Linked DNA regions of Mus musculus: region 1 is linked to region 2. Evidence: chromatin contacts called from ENCODE Hi-C or POLR2A ChIA-PET data. All regions are on one chromosome and are shown on one strand. Each heading gives the region's core, a stretch centred on a gene start or an enhancer-like site at or near the end of the contact. The rest is flanking DNA. Distances are from core to core; before and after follow the strand shown. Region 1 holds the start of Tsr3 (TSR3 20S rRNA accumulation). Region 2 holds the start of Unkl (unkempt family like zinc finger).

Region 1 (6,848 bases), core at 4,025-6,524, 52 kb before region 2:
GGCGGGCTGAAGGCCAGCCTGGCCAGCCCTGAGGACTCCCGCCTGCAGGCTGTAGCCCCACTCCTGAAGTACCTAGATGAGAAGCTGGCCTTGCTGAATGACGCGCTGGTGAAGGAGAACCTGAACAGGTACCAGCTAGGCAGTGGGGTAGGTGGGGTGGTGCTGGCCCAGGGAGTCACCCAGGTACGATTCCTCCAGGGTGCTGGAGGCCCTCTGGGAGCTGCTTCTTCAGGCCATTCTGCAGGCGCTGAGTGCAAACAGGGATGTCTCTGCTGATTTCTACGGGCGCTTCCATTTCACACTGGAGGTAAGGTCACAAGGAGCTCCCAGGTCCATCTCCCCAAAGTCCTCTCCCTGGTGCTCCCCCCCCCCCCGCCCCCAGGACACTAAACCTCTGGGCAGGCACTCCGCAGCTGCGCTGGCAGCTCTTGCCCAGACACCCTAGGACCAGCTGTTCTCACAGCTGTCTGGCATTTCCCAGGCCTCCTGGGGGTGTCTAAGGCACTTCAAATTTGAGAAGTGGCTTTGCCTGGGCTCCTGAGACCCCATGCTTTCTGATCCCCCAGGTCTTCAGCCCAGGCCAGCCCTCTGACAACTCTCTCTTCTTTCCCCGGTGCAGGCCCTGGTCAGTTTCTTCCATGCCGAGGGACAGGGGCTGCCCCTGGAGAACCTGAGGGATGGAAGCTACAAGGTGAGCGAGCCTTCCGCAGGAGCGAGTTTAGCTTGGTGCCCTGCTGTAGGCATCCCTGTGTTGGCGAAGCCAGATGGCCGCGAGGCAGTTCAGATGACTCTGGGAAGCCACTCGGCTGTGATGCCAGAGACCAGGGTTACAAGCGGCAGCTTCCTTTGCAGAGGCTGCAGGAGGAGCTCCGGCTACACAAATGCTCCACCCGGGAGTGCATCGAGCAGTTTTACCTGGACAAGCTCAAGCAGGTAGGTCTGTCATTGTCTACACAGGCCTGCTCCGAAGAGCCGGCTTCATTCGCTGGCTTTTTCCACTGGCCTTTCCCACAGAGGTCTCTGGAGCAGAACCGGTTTGGGCGCCTGACTGTCCGGTGTCATTATGAAGCAGCGGAGCAGCGGCTAGCTGTGGAGGTGCTGCATGCGGCGGACTTACTGCCTCTGGATGCCAACGGTGAGGCACAGCAGCGGCAGCTGGGGGTGGATGGGGTGCTGGGGGCAGGGAGACATCTGGCTCCCAATGTATCTTCTAGGCCTAAGTGACCCGTTCGTGATTGTGGAGCTTGGTCCACCACACCTCTTCCCACTGGTCCGCAGCCAGAGGACCCAAGTCAAAGCTCGCACGCTGCACCCCGTGTACGATGAACTCTTCCACTTGTGAGTGCCTGCCCGGCCTGCTGTGCCCGCTGCCTGGGCCCTATGGCCGCAGCAGGCTCCTGACTCTCCTGTCCACAGCTCTGTGCCTGCTGAGGCGTGCCGCCGCCGCGGGGCCTGCGTGCTGTTCACGGTTATGGACCACGACTGGCTGTCCACCAATGACTTTGCTGGGGAAGCAGCCCTTGGTCTGGGTGGCATCAGTGGCATCGCAAGGCCGCATGTGGGAGGGGGCATGAGGCCAGGTCAGCCTATCACTCTCCACCTGCGCAGGCCCAGAGCTCAGGGTGAGTGGGAATCCAAGGGTTGAGGGCTCTGGGCCTGGCCTAAACTGGCCTCTCGTGCCCAACTGCACGTCCACCCACAGTGAGGTCTGCACTGCGGATGCTAGAAGGCCGCACCAGCAGAGAAGCACAGGAGTTTGTCAAGAAACTCAAGGAGCTGGAGAAGTGCATGGAGGCGGACCTCTGAGCGCCTTGATGGTCATAGTGCCGCCCTCCCCATCTCCCTGAGGGACCCACTTTGTGCAGCAAGGGCTTCTGGGGGCCCCTCCCTCACCATGTGACCTGCCTGCTCTGGTTGGACCCTGTGGCTTCTGTCTGCCCTTGCTGTGTCTTTTGGTGTGTGCTGTGAACCCTTTGTGCCCCAGCATGCCCCACCCAGAATATGGGCAGCCAGCTCTGTGGAATTGGCCAGCATCCGCCCTGGACACAGCAGGATGGATGGGACTTGACCCTAGTGGGCGCCCCCACCCCACCCCAGAGCAGTGGTCATATGCTCTCAGGACTCTGCCCCCTAGAGGCTACTGGGTTGTACTTGGGGAGAAACATTTATGGTCATAACTAGGGAGTAGAAGCCACTACTACAAGGGTGGAGGCCAACTTTGCTGTTCACACCTTTGTAGCCATCATTCGGCTTGATGAGAAATAATCTGTGCCCCATGACAGCAGTGTCACGGGGAAGCCTCTCCTAGAGAAGGCCCTGCCCGCAGAGGGTGAGGGCAGAGTTTCCACTGCTTGCGGCTTCTCTCTCCTGGACCCGGACACTCCCCACCGCAGGTGAGCAAGGGGCCAGCGGAGGGTTACTTGTGCTCTGGTCCGGGCCTGGCTCCTGGTCCCAGGAGAGTTTCTCCCACAGTCACGGTTAGGAACAGGAATTGCCCACAGGTGGAGACCAGGCTGAAGGGCTCGATGGCTAGCTGCTCAGACATCCCTTGACGCATCTTTATATGCCCATACCAGACTTACCTCACAGGCCAGATCTGCCCGGGTAGACTTCCCCAGCGCTTAGCCACGTACAAAGCAACCCATAGCGGGGTCTCCTTGGTTTTATTGAGAGCACTAAGGCAGGACACTAAACAAGGTTGTCCCAGCAGGCCCGTCCATCCCCAGGTCCTACTGCCACTTCTGAATAATGCACACCAGCTTCAATAATATGTTTGTGACCTTCAGTCTCTCTGTCGTTTCTTGATCCCTTTCCAAATTTCAGTGGAGTCTCTGGCTTGAGCCTCTTGTTCTGGGGTCTCTTCAGCTCCAGAGTAGTTGCTGTCTCCTCCATTAGCACCAGGTCCTGGTTCCTCACACTCATCACTGTCCTCCTCAGAATCTTCACTGTGCTCCTCAGACCCATCAGTGTCATCCATGTCCTCAGGTAGCCTGGGAGTGAGATGGACCACAGTACAGCCACAGCCCTGAGCAAGGTGACCGTCCCTGTTAGGCTCGCTAGAGAAGCCCTAAAGCAGAGGCGGCTCTGAGCCCAACCCCCTTCAGCAAGCAGCTGCTTTACACTTTGTAATCACCACCAGGCCTTGTTCAAAAGGCCACACCCGCAAGGCCGGAGGAACTGGGTCAAGGTTTCAGAAGCACCTGGGGGCTCACAGGACCTACCGGGTGCTGGCCACGGGCCTGTTGAGATTCACAAACTCCCGCCCTGAGTCCACGTCAAAGGGATCTGAACACAGAAAGAGAGGGCGTGGTGGCGCACACCTTTAATCCCAGCACTCGGGAGGCAGAGGCAGGCGGATTTCTGAGTTTGAGGCCAGCCTGGTCTACAAAGTGAGTTCCAGGACAGCCAGGACTACACAGAGAAACCCTCTCCCCACCCCCACCCCCACCCCCAAAAAAAAAAGAAAGAAAGAAAGAAGAAGAGAGGAAGGGGACTTCTAAGTGATTTTCAGGCTCTAGGCTCCTAAGGCCCTGGAGGGACTTGATTGCTTCTCTGGGGCTCCCAGCCAACACCAGGACTCACCGATGTCCTCTTCAGGCGTGTCCCTGGTGCTAGCCAAGTACCCCTGTTCAGCCTGCAACACCTCCTCCGGGCCACGGCAAGCTGCGTACTTATCCAGGAGCTCCCGGTTCAGGTCCAGGAAGCCCTTGCCCCACTTAAACTTCCGAAGCAAAATGACAGCAAGGTCTGAAAAGCCTAGTGGAACAAAAACCAAAGATATGCCTGGGACACCTATAGAGAGCACAACTGCATGACCCTGCCTGCTATCTCAGGAAGCTGTCACCTCCTCTACAGTTCCCAAGGTTCCTCTCATTTGCTGAGAAACAGTCCTATTATCCTAGTCTCTGTGTCTTACGGGGTAGCCATTGGGCCCACACACCATCCAGGGAAGGCAGTGGTCCATTTTGCCTCTACCTCTGCTTCATAAGGTTAAGACTGTATGTGGGCACTGAGACTGAAGACAAAGGCTGTTTTCTAATGGCTCCCAATATATTCTCCTCACATCCCACCCCCTTGCTCAGACTCTGCCAGAAGAAACCCCAGTCTCCAGGTGAGGGAGGAGGAGGGGGCAAGCAGTCAGCCTCCAGACTGCCATTGCCAGGCTTCTGTCAGACCCAAAACTCACCTACGATGCAGAAGGCAGCAGCGAAAGCTTCCACACAGGAAAGTTTGCAGGGCCGGCCATAGTTTACAGGGTTGGCAGCTACGAGGTAAGGCAGGAGCCGCAAGTGGCTCCCTCGCATCTTCTGAAAGGGTGTGTCGTCCAGTTTGGCCCAGGAGCAGTCTATGACTGCGACCCCTGACTGTGCCACCAGCTGTCTGTCAGAGAGTGTAGGGTAGGTTCTAGGGCCCCAAATAAGGCACATCCTTGGAGACTGGCTTCACTACAGATGAGAGATCACTCTGCTATTTCGAAGTTATGGTTTATTGCAATAGTAGAAAGAACCCTTCAGGAAGCAGTTGAGGGTAGCTGGACAGTGTTTACTTTACACAACAAATGTTTCTCCTAGGCTTTCTACACTATAGCCCTGCTCTATGAAAAGGGTCAAATTAAATACAACTCTGCTCATATGAAAGATGTGGACATCCAAGACCAATAAGCAAGGCTTGAAGAAAATGATACTCCTGATACAGGGCAGTTTAACAAAGACAAGATGGTGGGAAGGGCATTCCAACCCCTCTCCGACCCCTCCCCGATCCCCAGGCCTCTGGTGTCTACCTGTCTGCCGGAGACACGTACTCAGTGCCTACTGGGCTGAGCACCAGACCGCCAAACCTTTGGCTCAGGCGCAGGCAGCGCACCAGACCCAGACGGGCCAGTTTGCGGCCCGTGCAGCGCTTGGGGTCGCAGTGACCAAGCTCCCACATAGCCAAGGCACAAGGCAGCGCCGCAGGGCCCGGGCCGCCCTGGTCCTCGGCCTCCTCGGGCTGCACGGATGCTACAAGGAGAGAGAGAAGGCCGGGTCCTCAGCGCCTGCTCCCAGGCCCGACCCGCTGCTCCGACTGCTCCAAACTCACCACGCAGCGCAGCGCCCACCTCTTCAGCGAAAGCATCCAGAGAGCGGCCAGAGGGTCGCCGAACACGACCGCTCTCTTTCCTGGATCCGCGAGCAACTTTCTTGCGGCCCATAATGTTAGATGAAATCCGAGATGAAATCCTCAGCTCCAGCGTTTGTTCAAGAGCGTGCGCGCGTGCGCGCTCGCACAGCTTCCGGTTTTGAGGGGAGTCAGTTCCGGCTGTCACTCACGTGACCGTGAGACCCTAGGAGCAATGGCGGGGCGGCTGGCTGGCTTCCTGATGTTGCTGGGGCTCGCGTCGCAGGGTCAGTGGCTCCGCGCACATAGCCCCCCGCGCGCTGGCGTCGCTCGCGCCTCCGCTCCCTACTCACCACCTCTCTCCCCGCTCCGCAGGGCCCGCGCCGGCATGTGCCGGGAAGATGAAGGTGGTGGAGGAGCCTAACACATTCGGGTGAGCGGATCACGGTCCTGCGGCTTGGGGACCGAGCCTGGCTGGCTCTTCTGACCTTCTCTGTTCCATAGGCTGAATAACCCGTTCTTGCCCCAGGCAAGCCGCCTTCAGCCCAAGAGAGAGCCTTCAGCTGTATCCGGTGAGCGCGGGAGGGTGCGGAGCTGGCCGAGGTGCTGACTGAGGGGGCCGAAAAAAGCTCTCGGTTAGGGAGGGAAGGGTGCCTTGGATGAAGGACTCATAATGTACTCGCTGAAGGGTTACGAATTCGTTTGTCAAACTTGAGTGTTTTAAATGCTCTGAAGTATATACTGGAACTGCAATCCCCTCTCGCTCCCAGGGTTGGCGATTACCTAGGGCTAAGCAAGCAAGCGCTCAAGGCTTGGGTCACATCCCTAACTTTTGTGGGGTTTTTGTTTTGTTTCGTTTTGTTTTTCGGGACAGGGTTCCTCTGTATAGCCCTGGAACTCTTTGTAGACCAGGCTGGCCCGGAACTCAGAAATCCGCCTGCCTCTGCCTCCCAAGTGCTGGGATTAAAGGCGTGTGCCACCCCCGGCTACTTTTGTGTTTTTAAGGTAAGAGTCTTTCAAAGTCTTTTATAGTAGACTCAAGCTGGCCTCCAACTTGTGGTATTAAAGCCTCTACTTTCCACAGGTGCTTAGACCAATTAGAAGCTCTAGGGATGTTGGGTATGAAGACTCAACACTCCAGGTGTATCTAGCCCTTTCTAGGTCTTACGGAGTGGAGAGGGCACCAGCACAGGAAATTTGGGACTAAGATCCTAGGAGGACTGAAAGACAAGCTGTTGGAGGTGGCTCAGGGCTGGCCAGCATAAAAGAACCTTGGCAACCCAGACACTATTGCATATGCCAGAAAGATCTTGCTGAAGGGACCCTGTTATAGCTGTCTCGTATGAGGCTATGCCAGTGCCTGGCAAATACAGAAGTGGATGCTCACAAGTCATCTATAAGATGGAACACAGGGCCCCCAATGGAGAAGCTAGAGAAAGCACCCAAGGAGCTGAAGGGGTCTGCAACCCTATAGGTGGAACAACAATATGAACTAACCAGTACCCCCAGAGCTCATATCTCTAGCTGCATATGTAGCAGAAGATGGCCTAGTTGGCCATCACTGGGAAGAGAGGCCCCTTGGTATTGCAAATTTTATATGCCCCAGTACAGGGGAATGCCAGGGCCAAGAAGCAGGAGTGGGTGGGTAGGGGAGCAGGGTGGAGGGAGGGTATAGGGAACTTTCGGGATAGCATTTGAAATATATATTTATTTATATATATATATTTATATTATATATAAATAAATATATA
Region 2 (7,437 bases), core at 1,809-4,308:
ACACTGTTTATCTAGCTTGGCCCTCAAGCTACATTAACAGCAGCTATATATACATTTAAAACCTTTCTGTGAGGGGTTGGGGTTAGAGAGATGGCTCAGCAGTCAGGACCATGCACTGCTCTTGCAGAGGATCCAAGCTGAGCTTCCAGAATTCACACTAAGTAACTCACAACTATCTGTAACTTGAGGGCTAGCAGATCCTCCAGTCTTTGTCCTGAACGCTCATGTGCACAATCTTAGCCGGGCGGTGGTGGTGCACACCTTTAATCCCAGCACTTGAGAAGCAGAAGCATGTGGATCTGAGTTCGAGGCCAGCCTGCTCTACAGAGTTCCAAAACAGCCAAGGCTACACAGAGAAACCATGTCTGGGGGTGGGGGTGGGGGCAAAAAAACCAAAACCAAAAACAGACAGACCAATACTTCACCTCAGGACAGGAAGCTAACCCCACACCCCCAAACTGCCCAAAGGAAGAACTTAGCACCTCCTGATATTATTTTCCACCTCCCTTTGAACACAAAGTCTCACTTGGACTTTCTCTGTCTTCATTATTTCAAAACCAAGATGTCTGGAGCTGGACAAAGAGCCCATCAGTAAAATACCTGCCTCGAGAGCAAAAAGACCTGAGTCTGATCCCCAGAACTCTGATTAAAGACAAAACAAGACAAAACAACAACGACAAAACCACTGATCACAGTGGCACACACTTGTAATCCCAATGCTAGGGAGACAGAGACAGCTGGCCCCTGGCACCTGCAGGCAGGCCAACCAGTCTGGCCGATTTAACCAGCTCCAGGCCAGTGAGAGACCCTGTTTTAAAATAAGGTGAGAACAGCATGTAAGGTTAACCTGAGAACTCCAATCGTGTGTGTACGCACTGGCGCGTGAGCCGCCACACTCTGCACCTGCACACACAAGCACACACATGCACACAAAGAAAGACATCTGTTCATAACACCATTAGGAAACTTGTAAAATATAAACTAACCCAAACAAAACCTTGACTTATTAAAATCCAAAAGTGTTACATAACTGACAACGTGCAAATAAAACAACTTTCCTACCATTAAAAAAAACAAAACAAAACAAAAAAACAACTACAAATGAGCAGAACGCATCACAGTGTTAAAGAGTCCTAGCCTACATAAGCAGATCACGGGCTCCTGTCCACAAATCAATTCACAAATCCTTATCAGAATAACAGTTCTGCTACTCTTCTTTAAAATACATACATAAGCAAGAAAATATTCCACACTTACATGTTACACATGACACACTTACAACTGACCACACAAAACCGTTTTAAATCAGATGGCTGGCAAAACATGGGCCAGTTTTAAAGTAGAGCATTGGATGGGGTGGGGTGGTAAGTGAATCAAAATCAGTTTGAATTACCAAAGATTTTCACCTACAACACACATACATCATCTTTTAGGAAACTAGCCTACAAACAGGGAACCCCTCAAGCACACTACTCTACTGACCCCGAGAAGTCTTGAATAAAAATGAGGTTCCCTCTACAGGTAGTGGGTGTTAAAAAGAAGCAAGGAGACCAGTGTAGTGGCATACACCTTTAATGCCAGCACTTTAAGGGGCCAAGACAGGTATCACTATGAGTTTGAGGCCAGTCTGGTCTACATACAGTGTTTCAGGACAGCCAGGCCTTCATAAAGACACCCTGTCTCAAAAAAACAAAAAACCAGAAACCTCAAAAACCTGTTGATCAGAGAGTCAACACCAATCCTGAGGAAAGACCATGAGCCACCCACCGGAACCCCACTTACTCATCACCATCGGGACACAGGCCGGTGGCCTCATCGTACTTGGAGCAGTATATGTCCGGGCTGTAGTTGAAGGTGCCATCGCGTCGTCGGAGCGGTCTGCGACGACGCTGATTTAGGAAATGCCAATGGAAACAGGTGAACGGCCTGTGCTGGCTGCACTTATGCTGCAAAAACAGGGAGCACTGCTCTGTCCTAAACTCCTTTAGATACCTAAAAAGACAAACAGCGTTGCGGGCCGCAGCCACCGCCGGCTGGAGGCCCCTGGGATGCGGCGGGGCAGGGTCCCAGACGAGAAGCATCCCCCACCCCCGGCAATACACACACACACACACACACACACACACACACACACTGAGCGATCCTGACTGCCATGGCCCGGTACCCTCCTTTTTTAAAAGCACCCCGGGTGTCACTTCCCAACTCGGAGACCAGGTAACTCCAGTCAGGCAGACTCTCCGTTCCCTGACCCCAAATACCACTTCCCAGTCCCCAGATAAGAAGATTCCCGGACACGAGGCATAGACCTCCTCTTAGCAGGCCATCACCAACTCTGATCCCAGGTAACTCTACAGAAGTACACTCCATTCTCTGCCCCCTTCTAGTCCCTGACCCCTGGAGCCACCTCTCAATCCTCAGTCCCGGTCTCCCGCTCGACTACCTTCATAGGTTCCAGATGGACTGCAAGCGCCACCCGCCCACACCAGGCGCAACCCCTCTTCTGCGCCGCAGAAACGACCCCCGGGCTCACAACCAAGCGGCCACCGGACTCTAGGTGCGGCTCCGCCCCCAGCCCAGAGGTCACCCCAGACCCCGGAACCGCCTCTCAACCTCAGGCAGCGACTGCTCGAGTCCGGATGGCCGTGCGCCCACCTCCAGCCCAGGCGCGGCCCTGAGCTACGAACGCAGGCGCTGTTCCCCAGACTCCAGTCTGGCGCGCGGGGTCGCCGGAGACCAGGAGCAAGTCCAGCCCCCAAGCCAGGGGTCACCGAAAACCCTGGGCGCTGCCACTCCACCTTAGGCGGCGGCCCGCGCCTGGACGGCGTGACCCGCAAGAGCTGGCGGCGGGGGCGCGGGCGCGGGCGGGGCGCACCCACAGCGGCGACACCGGGGCCCGTGGCGCACGCGGGCCGCTGCTTTGCGCCGCAGCGCCCAGAAGGCCACGGACCGCAGCCCAGGCACTGACCTGTAGTGGGTTGGTTTCTCTGTCTGCGGGGGGGACCCGCTCAGCGCCGCCGCCGCCGCTTTCGAAACCGACGGCATTTTCAGTCAAAACAATGCAGCGCGCATGCGCCGCGCCGGCGCCCCCGGATCTCCCCCCCGCACCGAGCCCCCTGCGCCCCCCGCCGCGCCGGCCACACCCCCGGGCACGCCACGCCGGCCACGCCCCCACCGACCCCTCGCCCACGCGCGCTGTGCGGCGGGGGTGACACACAGGTTCTGCCGGCCCACCACGGCAGCAAGTTACAGGCGCAAGGCGGGACACGCCCGTTGGTGTAGAGTCCCCATGATGGCCTCTGCGTCCAGGGCTGCTGTTGGGCACAGGTTTCTTTGAACTGGAAAAAGTCTATAATTAGACTGTGACGATGGTCGCCCCTTTATTAAATTTGTGAATTTAAGGATAATCCGAGTGTGAATTCTGTTGAGCCACTTTTTTAAAAACACAGCGTAAGATGCTGCCAGATGAGCCCATCGGGTAAAGGATGTACAGGGTGGTCAGTAATCAGACTGATCTGGGGTCCGCAGAATGCTAACTGCACGTGGCGGGCAGGACTCGCAAGTGCTAGGATGAATTCGGGAGAACCCAGGGCTAGCATTCACTGGTGTGTAAAGTGACCACAGCTCCTCTGCTAACTGCGGGTGTGCTCTGAGGGATAAAGTCTGAGTAGCACAGCCACAAGTGTTCTGAAAGGAATGGGCAGAAAAGAGAGGGATGTTTTCAGAAAGGAGGATTACAGAAAACCTATCCCATTTCCAGAAACACGATCTAAAATATTAACAGAGAGACATACACGGTCCAGGTATGTATGCTATATTTTAAAGTACTAGTAAGGTAAAATTACCATTTGCTGGTAGGATTACTGACTTCTTCATATGACATTTTTGTAGACAAATTCTTTGAGTTGTTGACAACTTTGGAGAGTGAGTTGGTTTGGTTTGGGTGCTAGAGGTAGAACCCGGAGCCATGTGCGTGCCCGGACCCAGGTCCATGCCGGCTAAGCACTTATCCCTGAGCATTTCCCCTAGCCCACAGACCCTGAAGTTAACTTAGTTTAAAGGACTTATTTTAATGGTTGCACAAGCATGTGGATGGATAGTGAGCTGTAGGCAGTCCCAGCAAACAGAAACATTGTTTTTTCAAAGATCAAATAGAAGAATGAGCAAGCAGGGAAGGGCAGACAGGGGAACCTACAGAGGAATAAATGTGTCTCAGACTGCTGAGGGATAGGGAATGAAAACTAGGTCAACCCCCAAGTCCAGCCTGGAGAAACACACAAGACAACCTAAGGAATCTGAGAGAGAGAGAGGGAGAGAAAGAGAGAGAGAGGGAGAGAGAGAGAGAGAGAGAGAGAGAAGCTGGCTCTGTAAGGTGTGACAGAGAGCAAATAGCAGTGATGGTGGAACTCAGCGACCTTGACTGTGGACATGGGCAAAGGTCTCTCATCAAAAGATGTGTTTTATTCCTCTGCAGACATCACCTGTGACACCCACATAAGGGCCAGACGTGTCCTTTTATTGAAGCTGGTACTCGAGGGCTATGGCTCAGAACAGAACTAACAGGTTTTTATCTGTGTAACAGCTCACTTCCAACACTACTGAGCCTTTCCATTTTCAAGAGCTTACACAAAGTGGCTGTTGGGGCTGGAGAAATTGCTCACAGTGAATGGCTCCTCTTCCAGAGGACCCAAGTTCAGTTCCCAGAACCTACATGGTTGCTCATAGCCATTTGTATTTCCAGTTCCAGGGAATCTGACATCCTCTTCTTACCTGTATAGGCAACAGACATGTATGTGATGCACATACATACACATAAAGTAAATCTAATTTTGTAAGCGTCAGTTACGTTAACTCCTCCTCCCTCAAAAGAACATGTTTTATTCAATCATTTCTTTCTGCCCAACAGTTTATCTACTGTCTTGTACATGCAGCTGGCTTATAGTTAGTTACAGGCCCTCTCCCTACCTGATATTTGCTGGGCACTCACCCAGAGAATTCATTGGGCTGAAAACAATAGGAAAAACACAAGCTACAGTCTATTTGGGAAATTGGAAAAGCATAGCACAAAAAATAAATAAATAAATAAAATAAACATTTAAGTAACCCTTTAGCTAACACACCTATTCTCCTATCCGTAAAATAGATGTGAAACTCAGATCTGGTGGTGCTCGCCTTTGATCCCACCACTCAGGAGGCGGACGCAGCCTCTGCCTCTGAGTTCAAGGCCAGCCAGGGATACAGCCAGAATTCCAGGATGGCCAGGGCTACATAAAGAAACCTTGTCTTGAAAAATTAGAAAGGGGGAAGGAAAGAAAAAAAACGAGAAAGCAGAGGTGTAGTGAGTGTCCCCACTTATTCTGCTCACGAGTTCAAATGCCCACATCACTTCAGATAAGTTATCAGCCTGGCAGCACTGAGAACCCACTGCATGAAATGTAACATTTTTTTTTTTTTGCAAAAGCAATTCTATGTGAGCTGGAAACAGACCTCATTGGTAGGATAGCACAATAGACTCCTGAGTTCAATCACAACACTGTGAAAAAGACAGAAACAAACAAACAAAAAAAACCAACCCACTATATTATTGATGTTTTGTTTTGTTTGAGACAGGCCCTCCCTACGTAGCCCAAGCAGACCCCAAACTTAGGATCCTCCTGCCTCAGTTTCATAAGTGTTGAGATGACAAGCATACCCTACCACTTCTGTCAAGTTTTTAAGTTCTCATGTGGGAATGAAGAGCAGAAGAGAAAAAAAAAAAAAAAAAGATGGCAGCAGAAGCAGGAAGCAGGCTGATATCTAAGTCTACAGCAAGGCTGGTTTACATAGCCAGTTCTAGGCCTGCCAGAGCTAAATAGGGGGACTGTGTTTCAAAACAAAAAAACCAAAGCCTACTTGATGATGAAAGGGGAGGTGAGAAAATTGAGTTCATTAGACTTTACCAAATGTATTTTCCATTTGTTAGTTTTTAAAATAGCTTCAACTGATGTTGCACACATATAGGTAATTACACTTCAGCAGTTAGTCTGTCTCGGAAAGCGAATGAACTGCAGGTAACACCTCCACCAGATGAACGCTGGAAACATGATTAGGCTGTATGAACACATCATAACTCAAGAGCATAAGGTGCACCCAAAACCTTTTCTAGGAACCTCAAAAGTTCTATGGACGTAATCACTGGGCATTGGTGTTCGGCAAAGATCAGATTTCAAGCCTCCAACTTTGTGCTGTGTTCTTGTGTCTCAGCGCCAAGAGCGCCATCCAAGTCCTTTAAGCAACGAGGACATGCGCAGAACCAGTTCAGAAATCGTCAAATTCAACAACGAAAGGACGGCTGCCTAGTCCCTTCCTCAGCACGCACCCTGTTACGTTCTAGCCCCGTAGAGGGCCGGAGCTTCAAGCTCCTCCGGAGGACCTTCCGGCTCCTCCTCGTCCTCCTCTTCCAACACCTGCCTCAACCACAGGTCCATGCCGCTCTCCTCCCTCTGGTAGCACCATACAACCAGAGCCACGAGTGTGAGGGTGAGCGGCAGCACTTTCCACCAGGGCCGCTGCTGCGGCTTCCCCAGGGAATGCTCCACGGTCCAGCGGATCGGGGTGGCTTTGCTGCCGGAAAATTGGATCGGGAGGTTGGGGTCGTCGTCCTCCTCTTCCCTGTCTGCAGGCTGAGCTGGAGACCGGCCACGGGGCGGCGGATGCAAACTTCGCGAAGCCCAGCCCACGAGCCGCAGAGCCCGGACCGCTCTGGAAGAGAGACAGCAGTAAGCGTCCCGGAGCCACGGCCACCTCCCACCCTCACGCACCGGCACCTCACGGCTCTCACCCCGCAGCCCGTGAGCACAGGACACTGTTCATAGCGACCTCGACTCGCACGCTGAGGCGCACCGCGCTTTCGTCACTTCCGTCGCACAAAACCGGAAGCCGAACTTCACATCCAATTTCACGACTACAAAACGTGGGTCCAGCGGCGCAACGGAAATGATGCATTTCCTCTCGCTAGCTCTTCCGTCTCCGGCCTCGCCCTGATCACTATCTGGACGACTTACGGGTTTGTGTCGTTCTGGGTCCTTCCATTGAGACCTGATCCGGCGCGGCGGATTGAAAGTGAAGCAGACTCGGTTCTCCGAAGAGCTTGGCCCGAGGCTGTTTAGTGTGATGCCCAAGGACTTGAGAACCCGTGGCATCTGCTGGCTTCTTTCCAGGACCATCGTCCGGGAGGGACTTGGTCCCTGTTCTCCATGAGCGCATCTTCCAGTCTTAGCGCTCCATCCGAGCTCTCAGGCACGGAGGCGGGAAACCCTCGCGCCTTAAACGCCTCCCGGCCTGGCCGTCCCTTTGAAAAGGCTTGTAGAAACATCACCTCCACCTAGACTATCCCAGGTCCCCAGAATCCATTTGCCTTCAGGAAGAATGGAAATGGCTCTGTGTAGACCATAGGCTGAC

The links. Hi-C counts contacts between places; a loop is a spot of excess contacts on that map. ChIA-PET counts read pairs that join two places held with the same protein, here RNA polymerase II (POLR2A).
Region 1: a map of heart shows a loop between it and region 2 (2.0-fold over the local background). The contact joins the promoter of Tsr3 here to the promoter of Unkl in region 2. A Hi-C loop is called at or near these places in 1 of 37 maps with a recorded cell type or tissue (heart). POLR2A ChIA-PET finds 5 or more read pairs at or near these places in 4 of 5 experiments (Patski and embryonic stem cell).

What each region holds. Positions count from the first base shown.
Region 1 is chr17:25,238,596-25,245,443 of GRCm38, reverse strand. It overlaps Tsr3 (TSR3 20S rRNA accumulation), which reads right to left and starts at 5,274. Exons shown (of 6, transcript NM_026676.3): 1 at 5,080-5,274; 2 at 4,781-5,000; 3 at 4,187-4,380; 4 at 3,583-3,756; 5 at 3,222-3,285; 6 at 2,645-2,990. The coding sequence starts at 5,191. The coding sequence ends at 2,783. It overlaps Gnptg (N-acetylglucosamine-1-phosphotransferase, gamma subunit), which reads left to right and starts at 5,328. Exons shown (of 11, transcript NM_172529.3): 1 at 5,328-5,384; 2 at 5,473-5,530; 3 at 5,602-5,669. The coding sequence starts at 5,333. Baiap3 (BAI1-associated protein 3) reads left to right here. Exons shown (of 34, transcript NM_001163270.1): 27 at 49-128; 28 at 199-307; 29 at 620-691; 30 at 853-933; 31 at 1,015-1,135; 32 at 1,215-1,338; 33 at 1,417-1,622; 34 at 1,703-2,785. The coding sequence ends at 1,806.
Region 2 is chr17:25,184,021-25,191,457 of GRCm38, reverse strand. Unkl (unkempt family like zinc finger) reads right to left here and starts at 3,058. Exons shown (of 15, transcript NM_001197024.1): 1 at 2,966-3,058; 2 at 1,783-1,992. The coding sequence starts at 3,042. It overlaps BC003965 (cDNA sequence BC003965), which reads right to left and starts at 6,897. Exons shown (of 2, transcript NM_183150.2): 1 at 6,818-6,897; 2 at 3,796-6,738. The coding sequence starts at 6,849. The coding sequence ends at 6,360. It overlaps Gm52286 (a long non-coding RNA gene), which reads left to right and starts at 1,988. Exons shown (of 2, transcript XR_003952239.1): 1 at 1,988-2,342; 2 at 2,449-3,404.